Linked DNA regions of Homo sapiens: region 2 is linked to region 1. Evidence: read pairs that join two places in POLR2A ChIA-PET (ENCODE). Cell type or tissue: GM12878. All regions are shown on one strand. Each heading gives the region's core, and the rest is flanking DNA. Links, peaks and the distances in the headings are about the cores only. Region 1 overlaps SIK3 (SIK family kinase 3). Region 2 overlaps SIK3 (SIK family kinase 3).

Evidence for each region. ChIA-PET counts read pairs that join two places held together with the same protein. Peaks named below come from ENCODE experiments on the same cell type or tissue, not always from the same donor. Only the 100,000 strongest peaks of a DNase experiment are listed, where the experiment ranks them.
Region 2: POLR2A ChIA-PET joins it to region 1 with 8 read pairs; 3 of 35 experiments call an interaction of 5 or more read pairs at or near these places.

The regions. Positions count from the first base shown.
Region 1 is chr11:117,020,816-117,023,734 of GRCh38, forward strand. The region is part of intron 1 of SIK3 (SIK family kinase 3); the gene reads right to left. Among named protein-coding and RNA genes, the nearest start is that of SIK3, 76 kb to the right of the region's middle. RefSeq lists an enhancer at 245-354. In GM12878, for the core only: no CTCF peak of the experiment used is centred there; a DNase peak (open chromatin) is centred at 1,846; H3K27ac peaks cover 858 bases.
Region 2 is chr11:116,852,303-116,855,221 of GRCh38, forward strand. The region is part of intron 21 of SIK3 (SIK family kinase 3); the gene reads right to left. It also overlaps APOA1-AS. Among named protein-coding and RNA genes, the nearest start is that of APOA1, 16 kb to the left of the region's middle. RefSeq lists a silencer at 657-726. In GM12878, for the core only: no CTCF peak of the experiment used is centred there; DNase peaks (open chromatin) are centred at 563 and 1,419; H3K4me3 peaks cover 1,142 bases; H3K27ac peaks cover 2,274 bases.

The DNA of each region.
Region 1 (2,919 bases), core at 313-2,812:
GAACTGGTCAGTATGTTTCCTGAGTTCTGTGAGCCACTCTAACAATTTCATGGAACCCAATAAGGGGATATTGGGAAACCAGTTTATAGCCAGCAGGTCAGAAGCACAGGTAAAACCACCTGGAGCCTGTGACTGGCACTGAAGACTGGGGACAGACTTGTGGGACTGAGCCCTCAATCTGTGAGATCTGACGCTATCTCCAGGTAGACAGTGTCAGAACTGAACTGAACTGAACTGCATTAGAGGACACCAGCTGGCAGCTGCTGCAGAACTGGTTGACTGCTTGGTGTGTGGGGACACACTCCCACACATTTGGTCACAGAAGTATTTTGTGTTGAGAGTACAGGAGAAACCAATTCTGTTATTCCTATATTCTAGGAGTCATCCACAGTCATTCGAGCAGTTTCTACACGAGAGAAGAAAGTCTACTGCATCGTAGTAAAAAATAAACATTAAACCTTCAGAACTATTTGCACAAAAGAAAAATGGAATCACAGGTCAGGTGGGGAAGGAGTGGTGCTTATCAAAGGTCAGCCACTTAGTACAAATTTGCTAAACTGCCTTGGTCAGAGCACATTGTCAGAACCCCACTCTTTCCACAGAATTTTCCAAACATTAACCCATGTCCGTAGCACGCTGATGAGGTAAATGATGTTTTACAGATAGGGAGGAACAAAAAAGTGAGGGCCTGGCTGAGCCAATATTCTCTCTGCCTTTTAGTTAGCATACAGATCTCTGTTTATTATTCTAGAAAGCTGTTCTCAATTTCACACATAGGGGATTATGTTTTAAGATGTAAAGTCTATATAAGGGCTGCTTTGCTTACCACTATCTTTGTCAACCATTATCAAAAACTCCATTAATTAAGCTAGGCACCATGGTGTGCACCTATAGTCCCAGCTACTCAGGAGGCTGAAGCAGGAGAATCCCCTAGGAACTCGAGTCCTGTCTGGGCAACGTAACAAGACGTCATCTCTAAAAAAACAGAATAAAATAAAATAAATCTGGGCACAGTGGCTCACACCCAACACTTTGGGAGGCCGAGGCAGGAAGATCATTTCAGCCAACGTGTTTGAGACCACCCTGGATAGCACAGTGAGCCTCTGTCTCTACAAAAAAAAAAAAAAAAAAAAAAAAAAAAAAAAACCTAAAAATAACAAAATAACAAATAAAAAATAAAAATAATCCATAAATTAGTTAAGAAACCAGCTTTTGAGCACCTTCTACCTGTAACAACAGGCCTGCCTACAAAGAAAATATTAGTTTTAAGTAAATCCTACTTTATTTTATTCTACCCATTGCTACAGAAACAAAGATCTGATCATTTTGTAGTTGGGTATGTCAAAATCTTTTTATTATACAAGTAAATGTGTCTAGAGATTGACTGGAAAGAGGCACAAGGGAACTATCTGGGATATAGAGATTTTCTCTATTGATTAAGGTGGTGGTTATAATAATTCATCAAATCTCATTAAACTGTATATTTAATATCTATGCATTTCCTGGTATATAAATTTTACCTAAAAAGTTTAAGAGTCAAAGACAATTATTTAATAGTGAAACCCCTGAGTTGGGAAACACAAAGGGTAAACCCCATATAATTAAAAAAAGACAAAAAGCCTAACTGAAAAAACATATTCTTTCCTTTGGTCTACATTTCAACTTCTGTGTACTGATTAATTCTTGAAAAATCAAATACCCATGGGGCTTTCATAACACCACTAAGCAGAAAGGAGAGGGTCTCAGGGCAGAGTGGACACTTTCATCTGCCTGTGAGCATATAAACCACATTCATCAACTAGAGCTGCCCCATCCATCAGCCAAAGCAAAAACAAACTGTCCTTGTGTCAAAACGCAACATAGAAAGTCACCCTGTGATATCTCCTCTGAGACGGGTTAAGAGAAGAAGAAATGAATTGAAATCTCATTTATAACCACACGGCCTAAATTAGTCTCTCATAGTCATCAATGAGATGCTTATCAGATTGTGGAGGGCAAGGGAGGAAATGTGAAGAAGTTAAAAAAAAAAAAAAGGTACAAATGTAAGTAACTAATATTGTAAGTGAAAAACCCACTTCCATCTTACCACACAGGTTTATTTTGTTCAGAAACAAACGCAAAGTGAATACATAACTGGATCTATTTCAAGGGTTAATATAATAAAAATACCTTTACTCTGGAAGCAAAAAGAGTTCCTTCTTGATAGAAATGCCAGGTTTAACCATTGGCAGATTGTAGAAAACACAAATGACAACTAAGATAACTAGTGTGGGCTAAACAATAACATTTTCACTTTTTGAAATAACTCCAAGGCAACTCCAAAGTCAATCATTCTTATTAGCAGTTGTTGAGGCCCAGAAACCGATACCTCAAAATATGGCACTTTGACATGCTGAACTGTACAATCCTCAAGGCCTCTCTGACCATCCCCTCACCACCCCCAAAGCACAGGGAGAAGTTGTTCTCTGAAGTTCCCTTATCTGCCTAAATCTGGACCTGCCAAAGAAGAAAATAGTTATCTCTGTCCCTTCCCCGAGTTTTCATTAACTGAACTAATATTGCAGGAAGAGAGACTGAAGTATGTCAATACACCTGATGATTTTTTTTTTTTTTTTTAGACAGGGACTCACTCTGTCGCTCAAGCTGGAATCACAATCACAGCTCACTGCACCCTTGACCTACTGGGCTCAAGTGATCCTCTAGTCTCAACCTCCCTGGTAGATGGGACTATAGTCATGTGCCACTATGCCCAGCTAATATTCTTAAAAACAAACAAACAAACAAACAAACAAACAAAAAAAAAAAAATATATATATATATATATATATATTGCACACTGCACTATGCCAGTGCTTGGGAGTAACTTTTATCTTTTTTTTGACACAGGGTCTCTCTGTGTCACCCAGGCTGGAGTGCAGT
Region 2 (2,919 bases), core at 116-2,615, 170 kb before region 1:
GCTGTCTTCCCCGCCTTCAGGTCTGATGCCTGTAGGCACCAAGACAGAGCAAGCAACCACCTGACAAATCATGTAGGGGGCCTTCCTGACTCCCAGCCCAGAGCTCATCCCTCAGCCAAGCTGGAGTTGAGCACAAGGGTCATGAGCACAAGTTCTGGGGTCAGGAAGAGTTGGCCGTGAATCCTGGCTTAGCTGCTTCCTGAGGAGCAGGAGCTCGGGCAAGTTATCTTGCTTTGCTGGGTCTTAGTTATCTGTACAACTGGACTGACTCCATGGGTGTGGAGTGCTTCATAGAGGTTACTACACTGTAAAGGCTCAATAAAGTCTAGCATGATTTATATTCAGTTTAGAGATGTTATTTCTGAGTGCATAAGGACGTGCTGAGTCAGCTGACAAAAACAAACAAGGAAATTGATTTAATCACAGAACCCTGCTTGCAGAATTATGAGGGACAATATACCCATATGTAAATGAACAAATGACTCAGGGAAACTTTAATTTCCAGGAGAAGCCTCTGATTCAGGACAGACAAATGTCAGTTAAAAGCCAGATGAAAAAGAGTATTAATAGGAGTCAGGGGATACCCCAGGGCTCTGTCTGCTCAAGTTTCAGTATCATCAGTAGGTCAAAGACCTGGAAGGGCTAGCATCTTTCACTTGGCAGCTGTGCTTGGAGGGTGCAGAGTGGGCAAGGAGGCGTAAAGGAAAAAATACATGACCAGGGGATCAGAAAACTTGAAGTCAGGACCCAGCTCCCTCACCAGCAAAGTGTTGGCAAATCTTTCAGCTTCTCCTCAAGGTTCCTGATCTGAAAAATGACGGTTGTTTGGGGGCTCGAAAAGACAACACATGTGAAAGAGTCTTTAATCAACTGTAAAAGACCAAATAAGTCAAGTCTGATTTTTGGTAAGAATGCTGACCCTGAGTCTAGAAGTCCTTTGTGACACTCTATAAATAAGACCCTATCGACCATTTTGGGGGGTACAAACAGACTAACCCACTGCCCAAGGAACATGACATTCAGGATCAAATCTTTGGCAACCCTTTATGCCAATTCAGCAGCTACCAAAGTCATGGAGGAAAGATGGTTCCCAAGAGCTACATGCTCGAATATTTATCAAACTAAAGCTAAGAGAGTGCAGAGGTGGGATGATCGTCCGATCACACAAGGGGAAAAGTGCACAAATGGACACAATGCACGCCACCCACCTTCCCGGGGAACTTTGGGGCAACCTGCACAATTCTCTATTGAATCTGTCAATGTTGACTCGTCCTGACTCACTTACTGGGTTTTGAGAGAAAATGGGAGCAATAACGTGACTGCATACTCCCCTTAAAGGTTCTGGGGTAACCCCTCCCACTCTGTCAGCATTTTACTGCTCTATGAGGCCTGAGTAATAAAGCTGAGGCTGACTGAGCTCAGAGAAGAGGATGTGGTTTTCTTTGTGAGTTCCAGTTGGTAATCTCATGGTGTAGATTGGTTATGCTGCTGTGTTTATTTGCAAAGTCAAAAAGATCAAGTGTGTGTACCACTATAGAAGAAAGACAAACCTTGTTTTTCCTTCTAGGGTGGCAGGCAGGGAGATTACGGACAGCATGGGGCATGTGAAATCCTGACACTTCTACAAATTGGGAAGAAACCTTTGGCATGCTGCCTGCTTAGTGCTCTCACAGTGCCTGGCCTCATACTGGCTGGTGGCAAATCGCCATCAAGGAAATAGGTAACCATGGACACTGATATGATGGCATCTAATTTTCCTTTACTAATACCAATATGGCTGGGTGTGGTGGCTCATGCCTGTAATACCAGCATTTTGGGAGGCCAAGAAGGGAGGATTGTTTGAGCCCAGGAGTTCAAGATCAGCCCCGGCGACATAGCAAGACCCCATCTATACCAAAGGAAAAAAAAAATTAGCTGGGTGTAGTGGCACGCGCCTGTAGTCCCAGCTGCTCAGGAGGTTGAGGTGGGAGGACTGCTTGAGCCCAGGAGGTCGAGGCTGCAGTGAACCGTGGTTGCACCACTGCACTCTAGCCTAGGTGACAGAGCAAGACCCTGACTCAAAAAGTAACTAAATAACACCAACAATCCCTGTTCATCTACCCTTAAGAAATGCTAAGAAGATCACACTAGCTCTGCTCTTCTCAGTGATACTTCTTGCAGCACTCAGTACCTAGCACTTCATAGCAAAGCTGTTTATGAGCTTGTTTTACATCCCCTAGTAGAGTAGAAGCTCCCTGAGGACAGGTTATCCTTTCATCTCTGCATTCTCACAGCACCTACAGTAGAGTCTTGTGCAACACAGTTGAGATGGAGGGACCATTAAAAGAAACAGCAGGCATTCCTTCCTGGCAAAAAGGTTGAGAAGAGTGAGCTCCCCCACTTGCCTGCAGAGTGGTGGGGGCACAGCATTATAAGCCTTTCGTGACAGAAGTGAACAGCAAATTATCTGATGATTTTTTCAGTAAAGTAAAAATGTAAGCTCTGGAGTTTTTAAAAGAAACCTGAAAGCCAGGCATGGTGGCTCATGCCTGTAATCCCAGCACTTTGTGAGGCCGAGGTGGTTGGATCACTTGAAGTCAGGAGTTCAAGACCAGCCTGGCCAACATGGTGAAACCCCGTCTCTACAAAAAAAAATTAGCCGGGTGCGGTAGTGCACACCTGTAATCCTAGCTACTTAGGAGGCTGAGGCAGGAGAATCGCTTGAACCCAGGAGGGGTAGGTTGCAGTGAGCCGAGATCGTGCCACTGCACTCCAGCATGGGTGACAGTGTGAGACTCTGCCAAAAAAAAAAAAAAAAAAAAAAAAAACTTGAGTTTTTTTCACAGTACAGCTGAATCTAGACGATGCATTTTAGAAAACCTCTGTCCTTAGCTTCTACTAATGCCTTCATGTACACTGTACTTCAAACCAGCCAAGCCT